Linked DNA regions of Mus musculus: region 1 is linked to region 2. Evidence: chromatin loops called from intact Hi-C (ENCODE). Cell type or tissue: left cerebral cortex. All regions are shown on one strand. Links, peaks and the distances in the headings refer to the core of each region. The heading gives the core; the rest is flanking DNA. Region 1 holds the start of Grb2 (growth factor receptor bound protein 2). Region 2 overlaps Grb2 (growth factor receptor bound protein 2).

Region 1 (5,374 bases), core at 238-5,237, 61 kb after region 2:
CCCTGAGCCACCTCTCCAGCCCGCAACTCTATTTTTAAACCAGTCCATTCAGGGACTAATTTATTGTTGGGTTCCTACTTCTTGTGGAGAGACACACCACATTCATCTACTCAACCCAGCTAGGAGCCACCAAAGTCCAACTTGGTGAGCCAGTAAGTTTTATTGGAGAGTTACAGGAATGTGGGTGAGGGGTTGCTTTCAGGAGCAGAAATGACTCAAAGACAGCTGCATCAACCAAATTCCACCCCAGAAAGAGTGTCATGTCAGCTCACAGAAGCTGGGAAACCTGGAGCTCACTGCACAGCCTGCAGGCAGCACAACAGGTTGGAGAGTGTCTTTTCAAAGTGACTGGCCTAAGCCTCTTCCAGGCAGCTTGGACAGTCTCTGCAGTTTTGTTGGTCTGAGAGTCTCCTTCATACCTGGAGGGACTCAGCTCTCATTGCTTAGTCTGACAGGCAGGGCCTAGTGAATCTGGTCAGGTTTAGGGACTTCTTGCAGCTATTTTGAGTCCTTCCGTTCACATTCTGCAATCTTGCCTGAGTTCTGCCACCACCTAGCTGTGACAGTGTCCCCTCCCAAGTGGCAGCAGAAGCACTGGGGTGGGGCTGAAGCAGAATGGCTCAAAGCAAAACCAGGGCCAATGGTGGCGCACACCTTCATCCCAACACTTCAACAGAAAGCAGAGGCAGGAGAATGTCTGTGAGTTTAAGGCCAGCCTAGTTAGTCTACAGATAGAGTTCTAAGAAAGCCAGGACTAAACAGAGAGACACTGACCCTGCCTCAAAAATCAATAGAGAAATAATTTGAGACCAACTTGGACAATACATCAAGACCTTGTCTCAAAAAAATTGAATAAAATTTTTTAAAAAGAATTATTTATTATATGTGTATGAGTACACTGTAGCTGTCTTCAGACAGACCAGAAGAGGGTGTCAGATCCCATTACAAATGGTTGTGAGTCACCATATGGTTGCTGGGAACTGAACTCAGGACCTCTGGAAGAACAGTCAGTGCTCTTAACCAATGAGCCATCTCTCCGGAGAGCCCATAAAATTTTTTTTAATTGGCAGGTTATGTTTATACATACAAATTTTAAGAATCACTGTTAAAATGAGGAAACACTAAGCAAATTTTAAAATTTGCATTTCAGATAATGCACTATGTCTGAACAAAGAAAATGATGCACATTAGACTTGGCACAACTCAGGGGAAAATCAACTTTGACAATCACAAAACAATAAATCTCAGTAACCATGGCCAATCAGCAGGTAACTAACTACCTCTCAGTGCTGCCTGTCGGGAGAGTGGCAGCTCTGTTTTGCCATCTCTGAAGTCTAACACTCCATAATTCTCTAAGGGCTGCTGTACACACGCGACATAGTGGAAATCATGAAAAAACCTCAGTAACACAGCAAACGGTGCTTAAAACCAACTATCGGGCCAGAGAGAAGAATATGGCTGCTCACAACCCTCTGTAACTCCTGTTCAAGGGGTATTGGTCCTCCTTTAGCATCTGAGGGCACCAGGCATGTACACACACACACACACACACACACACACGCCCGCGCGCACGCGCAGGTAAATACACTCAAGAATGTAAAAAACTTAAAAATCACTTTTAAAAGCCTGATTAGGACTAAATCATTTGTTAGGGTAGGTAGGTAGGCTTTAATTCACAAATATCAAAGTTCTCTTCTATTTCAAGCTATCTTACTTCACAAACTCCCATGGGTGATTTCTCACTTAACAATAGTTAACCTCACTAAAACCTTAAAAAGGAGTCTTTCAGCTCCCAAACTGACTCAATCTCCCTTACTAACAGTGAGGGGAAACAGGAGGGAGCAAGAAGGAAAATACTACGAACAAACCATGATCTGTGAAAAAAAAAAAACACCAAAATACAAGTAACACAAGCAAACAGGCAAAATCCACTTGTGAACTGGTCACTATCACTTACTTAGGGATGAATTCAGTCCTTTGAGTTTCCTAGTTCCCAGGGGGAGAACTTAAACAGCCCCCTACCACCAACACCACCACCCGCCCCCGCCCCCCTGGCTCCCAAGTAGCCCTCCTGGCTGCCTGATGAATACAGTGGACGTTAAAAAAGGAATGCAAACAGGGAAGGTATCTCCCTCCAAAAGAAAAGGGGATCTTAGAACGACGGAGAAAATGAACAGTGCCCAAACCAGCAGAAACTTGAAAATTATAACGGAGGAACAGCAAGAAGGGGAAGTAGATTTTTTTTTAAAGGGGGCGGAGGGACCAATGACTGGCGCTACAGATGCTTTTCGTGTCCCTAGTAGCGTAGAATGGAGACAGAAGGCAAAAACGGAAAAGTGAAAGAGAGGTGAAGAAGTCAAAAACAAAAAACAAAACAAAAAAACAACAACAACAAAACCCAGTTTCTCTAGCCTCTTTCTGAGTGTCAACAGCACCGAAAGATGACGTTGAACGCGCTTCGGCTACCCGGCAAACTGCACTGCTATAGCTTTTGAACACAGCCTAAAATCCCTTTCTTACCAACCCACACGACCTAAGAGTGTTGCAGGAACCAACGGGGCTCTCTCCCCAAAATTCCTTCCTTCCAGCATTCCTATCCGCTGCTGCTGCTGCTTCCCCCCCACCCCCCAACAAGTATTTTTTCCCCCTCAAGTCCTTCTAAAAAGAGAAGCGCCCAACTCTCACAAAGACCCGTCGGCGGGTCCGGGTAACAATCATTCTAAGTCACGGTGGATTCCCGCACACAATTCCACCGCAAGATGCCAAGAGGCGGTGACGTGGTGGCCTTGCAGGTCAAAGGAGCATCAATCACCACGTTAGCTGCGGGCACCGAATCCCCCGCCTCCCGGGCTCAGTCAGCCTGACTCAGAGCAGCAGCCTGCGCCTCTCGGCTGCTCCGGGCTCCCCAGCGTCCAGCCGGACGGCCGCCACACCAGACCTCCCCGGCGGGCCGGGTCTCTGCCCCCAGCGGGAGGAAGACCGGCACCAGGAAGGAAGCGCCCCAAAAGGGGAAACGAGGAGACGGCTGCGCAGCCGCTGCGCTCGGGTCCCAGCCTTCCCCGGCCCGCGAGCGGCCCTCCCCGGCAGCCCCGAGCAGCCCGGGCCCGAGCCGCTCGCCGCCGCGCGGCGCGGGGACCACGGAGCTCCCGCTCACTTCCCGCCCGCTCCCCTGCACTCACCGTGACGCGCCGTCCACTCCGTCACCCGGCCCGGCCCGCCCTGCGCTGCCGCCCGCAGCCGCCAACCTCGCTGCTGCTCCCTGACTGCGGCGCCCGCTGCCCCGACCGCCGTCCCGGCCGCAGCCCCGCTCGCTCTCGCCGCCGCCGCCGCCCGATCGCAGAAGCAACAGAGCAACCTAGCTTCCGCTCCTCGCCAGGGTCCCGCGAGAACTTCCCCACGCGGCCCCGCCCCGCCGCGCCCCGCCCCCGCGAGACTTCCCCCGGCGGAAAAGGCCCAGAGCGCAAGCGCTCCTCCTCCGCTCCGCCCGGCAGGTAGCCTAGAGGGGGGCTTCGCGCATGCGTCAGCTCGGCCCGCAGCAGGTGGCACGGACTCGGCTCCGCCCCTGGGCCGTTGTAACCCTCTACGTGCCGGAGCAAGTGAATTACAGCTCTGCTCTAGAGGAACGGCGCTTTCCACACTCTAATCACGTCCTTTCTACCAAAACAAAGCAAAGAGGCACCGAGGAGCGGGGAGAGATCTCAGGATGGCTCAACCCAAATAGAGGACCAGTTCTAGAAACGTTTGGGGATCTGGTTCGTGCAACCTGCAGTATTCGATGAATTGTTTGATTAGTCTGTTCACGCAGTGAACCACATACCCAGTGTAAGTAAGCACTGTGCTGGGTAAAGAAGATGAAACAACGAGCAGAGATCCTGGCCTTCAAGAGGTTAAATCGAGAGAAGCAGCAGAAGAGTAAACAAGTAATGTCTTGGCTGGAGAGACCTCTCAGGTCAAAAACTGCTTGCTGCTCTTCCAGAGGACCTGCACCCACACCAGATGGCTCACAACTGTCTGTAACCCCAGTTCCAGGAGACTTAGTGCCGCTGGCCTCTGATAGCACTAGCATTCACCTGCACACACCCTCATGCGCGCGCGCGCGCGCGCGCACACACACACACACACACACACACACACACACACACATACACACACAGCTATAACACTTACACATAGCTCTTTGGGGGAATGCTGAGGAAGCCAAAAAGATAGAGAAAGGCTGGCTCTGTTCCTCAGCCCACTGTATAAAAGACTTAACAAAGAAGGTGATGTGGAACTGAGTACTGGAGGGCGAGTAGGAGTTCCACAGCACAGGAGCCAGGGTAAGCGCTTAGCCAACAAACGGAATGGCACAGAACAGAGAGATGGATGGAGGCGTGAGAAAGTCGTGTTCTGTGCGATGCAAAGTGCATAGATAGGTTCCTGTGCGGGGCTGCCGGTTTTGGGGGAGTAGTAGATGAAGCTTGGAGAAGTACCTCTCAGTTCCAAAAGCTCTTTTCAATTATAGGAGAGCAAGAACACAGCCAATGTCAATGTGTTCTCTAGAAGCCAACAAAATACAGTTAAGAATACCCAAGCCTCTGCTACAATAATGAGTCCACTAAAATAAGGCAAGTGAATTGTTCTTTCGACAAGTGTTTACTGAACATCATTTGCAATTGAAAATGCCTTTCAGAGCAAAAGATGAAGCCAATGACTCCAGCAGTTTGCGATTTAGATAGAGCTACTTAGTTTCAAAGAGAAGAACGCTGGCCCTAAGTACCAGGGACCTACATATTAGAATGACCAGTTACAAAAGGGAGAGCTGCCCGGCAGAGGTGGTGCATGCCTGTAATCCCAGCACTTGGGAGGCAAGGCAGGTGGATTTCTGAATTTCTGAGTTCAAGGCCAGCCTGGTCTACAGAGTGAGTTCCAGGACAGCCAGGATGGCACAGAGAAACCCTATCTAAAAAATAGGGGGGGGGCTGTCATTTGGTGGTGGAATAATGAGAGGTGAAGCCAGGGTGCTCATCTTAGGTTTCAGTGTCAAGTGATGTGCAACCTTAAAGCCTGGGAAGTAGATATCTGTAGGAAATGACAATATACCATCCAAATACCAGAGTCACAGCAACTCCATAGGACAGCTAATGCCTTCATTTCATTCTTAGATACAGACAGTGAGAAGACAGATCTCGTGACCTACCACCTGTTAGCCCTTCACCAGGAGTTCTGAGGCAAGAGGATTAAGACTTTTGAGGCTGTAAAACTGGAGAGATGGCTCAGTGGTTAAGAGCACTTGAGAAAGACCCAGGCTTCATTCCCAGCATCTTCATGGCACTAACGATCATCTATAACTCCAGTTCTTGGGAATCCAAGGTCACTTTCTGACACCACACAC
Region 2 (5,374 bases), core at 188-5,187:
TAAAAAGCTGTGCACTGGTCTTGGTCTCTCCTACCTCGAAAGGCTTTGTGGGATGGAGGGGTGGGGTGGGGGGAGGGGCAGCACAACCCACTGCCAAGAGAGATGCGGCCGACCCCACAATCCTGCTATCTGCACCCTTGGACAGGTGGGGAAATACGAGCGTGAAAAATGAAAGGCCAATTCTCTTCAAGCCCATCTGCATGTAGGCCTATAAGAGTGAAGGATGCCAGGGCTCCTCTGACCGTCTTGTGTTTGGATCAGTAGCTCCAGGCATAGAGAGAGCAGACCATAACTGAGACACGGAGACAGAGACTCTGATGTCCACTGAGTCTGAGCTGAAGCGAGTGTTGCAGCTCACAAAGTAAAAGCTGAGGCTTCGAGACCTCCGGCCCATTCAAGATGGGAAATACACTCTCTGCTTCTACCAGCTCCTTTCTCTGTCCTCTTTCCCCTGCCCTGAGAGGAAAATATTTACACAGGATAGGAGACGAATCAACTGAAAAGCTCTGGACTGTCTTTAACTTATTAAAAAAAAAAATGGTACAAATACCATTTATGAACACCCTTGAAATAAGACAAAGGCACTATTTAAAAAAAACAAACAAACAAACAAAAAAACGTCAAAACACCTGAAGGGAAGCAGTGGGAGAGGGGAGGGCCTGCAGTCTGACTCTCAGGAGACCGGGGAGGACAGTGGGCCTCCTTCCCCTAATTCCAACTTTGATGGAATGCTCCAGGCCTGAGGCTGGAGGCGGTACCCCTGGGCATCTCGGGTGAACCCCAACCAGGGCCCCAGAAGCACTGGCTGCCCCTGTGTGTGAGGAATCCGGCTCTTTCAGTCCATCCATCTCCACAGACATTTTGCATAGAGAAAATACCAGCCCACTTGGTTTCTTGTCTTTTATTATTGGCATCAGCTGGACTATATGTGGCCTTAAACATCATGCACTGGACAGGAAAGAAAGAACGAGAAAAAGGACACAGGAGGGGAACAGGGGTAGCGGCGAGATTCCGTAATAAAAACTGTAATTCATTCAATAGGTTAAGTTTTGGCATTATGAAATCAAACACCCCTCCCCACCCCCCAAAGTTGCAACCCAATGAGAGGGTCACCCGTGGGACCCAGCCAGGTGTTCTGCGTTCCCTCACAGGCTGTGACAGGCAGCGTGTGGGTGTAATTCTTGTGAACGGTCTTAACTTTTCACTTTCTTTAAATAATCTCTTTTGCTTCTTAGACGTTCCGGTTCACTGGGGTGACATAATTGCGGGGAAACATGCCGGTCTGCCCGTGGCAGGCCCCTTTCCACCAATTGGGATCTGAGTTATCCATGACATGAATGAAGTCTCCTCTGCGAAAGCCCAGCTCGCCATCCTCCTGGGGGTCAAAGTCAAAGAGCGCCTGGACGTAGGTTGGCTGCTGCAAGAGAGAGCAGGGAAGCGGTGTTTCTCATGCTGCCAGGCGGCCTTGGAAGCTGGACTCCTGGCTCCCCCAGGGAGGGCAAGCATGTGGGAACCCGCCCACTTTCCAAAGAAGCCTCATACCTCACTCCCTCCGCTCTGACACACTCCTAAGTCCTAGGTGGGATTAGAGGAATCCTTTATTAACATTTAAAACCCACAAGGGTATATATACCCATGTCACTAAGAATAGCCAATACTGGCTAGTGGGGAGCAGCAAACACTTTGGGCTGTGTGTGCCAGAGCTCTCTTAACAGGTTTTTTTTTTTTTTTTTAAAAAAAAAGATTTTATTTATTGTTATATGTAAGTACACTGTAGCTGTCTTCAGACACACCAGAAGAGGGCATCAGATCTCATTACAGATGGTTGTGAGCCACCATGTGGTTGCTGGGATTTGATCTCAGGACCTTTGGAAGAACAGTCAGTGCTCTTACCCGCTGAGCCATCTCTCCAGCCCCTCTTAACAGGTTTGAACACACTCTCAGCATTCCCTCACTCGGGCTGTAAACGAGGCAGTCCTAACCAGAACTCCTGCTCATACGTGAGGAGGACTGAGTGCATCCCTCACAGGCTGGCTGCACAGGGACTCAACCACCTGAGTGCCAACTGCAGAGCCTCACTGCCATGAGGTCGGCCTGAGCACACAGGAAGTCGCTGTGGTGTCACGCCTGGGCCTTCACACTTGCTGGAAGTGAGTAAAGCTCTTTGCTTACCTGTGGCATCTGTTCTATGTCCCGTAAGAATATCTGCTGGTTCCTGGACACGGATGTTGATCTGTGGTAATCTACCAGCTCATTCAAAGAATTAAACTTCACCACCCACAGGAAATACTTCCCGGCTCCGTCGCGGAGCACCTTGAAGTGCTGCACATCATTTCCAAACCTGAGGATGGGGAGAAAAACCATGAAGCGGCCACAGGGCTCTGCAGGGCTGCCTCAAACCTGAAGGTGTCCAGGGAACTTCTCTGTCAGGCATAGCTTTTCAGAGCTTGGGGTCACAAGAGCTTCATAGCACCCTGAGTATCCAGCTGGAGAGAATGCAGACCGTCCCAGGAGCCTCCCCTAAGCCCCTCCTGATTGCTGATGACTAGTTACAGGAGTAACACAGTGGAAGCCCACCCACTAGGCTAACCCTCAGATGTCTATGATCTACTAACACAGCCCACTTGTGAGGCTACAGCTTTATCTGCCTTAACAGTTCAAAAAGTGGGGTGATAGTCAAACACTAGCTCAGGTTGGCTTTGAGCTCACTAACTGTGTAAGCTGGTCTAGAACTCATGGTGATCTGGTGATCCCTGCATTAGCCTCCCATTGCTGAGGTTACAGGTATGCCAAAGCTATGCTTTTCACTGAGAAATTTTCTTTTCTTTTCTCCTTTCTTCCTTCCTTCCTTTCTTTCTTTTTGTTTTTTTCGAGACAGGGTTTCTCTGTGTAGCCCTGGCTGAACTCACTCTGTAGACCAGGTTGGCCTTGAACTCAGAAATCTGCCTGTCTCTGCCTCCCGAGTGCTGGGATTAAAGGCGTGCACCACCAACGCCCCGGCTACCGAGGAATTTTCTTACTGTTTTTCTTTCTGATTCCTGTTCACTGCCAAGCCTTTGAATCTCTTCCAGTAGTCTCTTAAAGTGGTTCTAAAGACAAACCAGCAGATGGCAGCACTGGACTTCCAGTGCTTCTAAACCCCAGGGCAAGTTTGAAACCAGATACCAAACTCCAGATGCACTGTTTTCCCCTATAGACACATATAGTCTGATAAAGTTATTTTTCACTGAAACAATTTCAACAATATGCCATCATAAAAGTTATCTAAAATCCAGGAGTTACTTCTGGAACTTCCAGCTGGCTTGTGGTGACTGAAACGGAGGAAAGCAAAACCAAGCACCCAGCGACTTCATTGCGGTTCCCTGAGCAGCAAGGGAGGTGCTTTTGAGAGGACTGTGGCTCAGGCTCCAAAGGCCCAAGAGCCTTCTGGGATGCACCTGCTTCCCAAGTGCAGGGTCACTTCTACCACATCTTCCCACCAGACTCCCAAGATCTCGAAACTGTGTGCTATCTTAGAGTCTGGTGCTGATGGAAGCCCTTGTGAAGATGCTTCGCTAAAGGCAGGCAGTAGTTCATGTTTTCCTTGTGTACGTGTCATGTCCATGGGGTGTGAAAGCACATGTATGTGCACATGTGTGGAAACCAATGTCAACACTGGCTGTCTGAAGTGCCTCTCACTGACCCCGGAGCTCCATGGTAAGGCTGGGCTAGCTGGCTACAGCTCCACACGATCTCCCTCTCTAGCATCTGCCCTTGGACCCTAACTCAGATCCTCTTGTTTCGTGGTAGTTACCAACCGAGCCAGCTACCTCTTATATTTTATTCCTAAAGTGATGACGTATTAACATCTTTAAATGTTTAACTTTAAGAGGACACTTCTCTAGATATGCGTGTGTGTGATGGGCAGGGGTCAGGGGAACTCCTGTGGAAATCAGTTCTCTCCTTCCACTATGTGGGTCCTAGGAATCAAACATAGGTCACCTGGCTGGACGACAAGCACCTTTACCCACTGAGCTGTGTTATTAGCCTGGGTCTCATGTAGCCCAGGCTGACCCAGAACTTATAACCCTACCTGATGCCCTAGGTCTCCATTCCTAGATGGTTTTCTTTGATGGAAGGAATAGCTGGCCTTCCTGCTGTCTTCACTACATCACGGCCCAGTCCTGCCCAAGGGTCCAGCCCCTACCTACTGACTTGTCTCCCTCCCTGAGCTGTTTTACTGCTACTTGGAGTAGTTCAGGCAAAGGAAGGAAAGCAGATGGCTTTGTTGACAGGACCCTGATATAGCTGTCTCTTGTGAGGCTATGCCAGTGCCTGGCAAATACAGAAGTGGAGGCTCACAGTCATCACAGGGCCCCCAATGGAGGAGCTAGAGAAAGTACCTAAGGAGCTAAAGGGGTCTGCAACTCTATAGGAGGAACAACAGTATGAACTAACCAGTACCCCCCAGAGCTTGTGTCTTGTGTCTGCATGTAGCAGAGGATGGCCTAGTTGGCTATCAATGGGAGGAGAGGCCCTTGGTCTTGAGATGATTATATGCTGCAGGATAGGGGAATGACAGGGCCAGGAAGTGGGAGTGGGTGGATTGGGGAGCAGGGAAGCGGGAGGGTATAGGGGACTTTCGGAGAGGAAACTAGGAAAGCAGATAGCATTTGAAATGTAAATGAAGGAAATATTTTAAAAAAAATTTTATAAAAAGAGATGAATTTTGGGGTGGGCTTCTGTAGTAACCCATTAACTAGGAAAGGATGATCGGTCAGACAGGGCAAAGCCATTCTTTTTTTTAGTCAGCATCTCACTGTGTGACTCTGGCTGGCCTGGAACTCACAGAGATCCACCCGTCTTTGTCTCTCAATTGATGGGATTAAAGGCATGTAATATCATGCGCAATTCCTAGTTGGATTTTTGAGAAAATGCCCCTCTAGGCTCCTGGGAAGCATGAGTTGGGTCCAGGTGAACACCAGGAGTGGAGATGCGCACGTGGTCACCGTAAGTGCAGCAGAAACTGCAGTGAAGGCAGGGCGGGTGAGGAGTGGGGCTAAGCCGCCTCGAGTGCTGCCAGCTCCCCCAGGTTCATGACACTTCAAACCTAAAACCTCAGATCTGCTACAACTAGGCCTTAGAGCAAACACTAGGATTTCCACAGGAAAAGATGTGTTAACATCTTCCCCACAGCCTTACAATCCAGTCAAAGGCAGCAGCTTCTCTGGCAAGGCCAGCAGGAAACACTTACTTGACGGACAGGGAGAAGTCCCCAGGAGCGCTCTCGCTCTCTCGGATCAGGAAGGCCCCGTCATGCCGCTGTTTGCTGAGCATTTCTTCTGCCTTGGCTCTGGGGATTTTGCCAAAAAACCACCTAAGGAAGGAAGGCAAG

Evidence for each region. Peaks named below come from ENCODE experiments on the same cell type or tissue, not always from the same donor. Only the 100,000 strongest peaks of a DNase experiment are listed, where the experiment ranks them.
Region 1: it touches region 2 in a loop (4-fold over the local background); 39 of 42 quality-filtered maps call a loop at or near these places.

The regions. Positions count from the first base shown.
Region 1 is chr11:115,705,215-115,710,588 of GRCm38, forward strand. It overlaps Grb2 (growth factor receptor bound protein 2), which reads right to left and starts at 3,383. Exons shown (of 6, transcript NM_008163.4): 1 at 3,180-3,383. In left cerebral cortex, for the core only: no CTCF peak of the experiment used is centred there; DNase peaks (open chromatin) are centred at 2,264, 2,855, 3,498 and 4,265; H3K4me3 peaks cover 2,533 bases; H3K27ac peaks cover 1,825 bases.
Region 2 is chr11:115,644,538-115,649,911 of GRCm38, forward strand. Grb2 (growth factor receptor bound protein 2) reads right to left here. Exons shown (of 6, transcript NM_008163.4): 4 at 5,234-5,356; 5 at 2,173-2,341; 6 at 1-1,417. The coding sequence ends at 1,232. Among named protein-coding and RNA genes, the nearest start is that of Slc25a19, 19 kb to the left of the region's middle. In left cerebral cortex, for the core only: CTCF peaks have their summits at 1,780 (motif pointing right), 1,987 and 3,098 (motif pointing right); a DNase peak (open chromatin) is centred at 3,088; H3K27ac peaks cover 321 bases.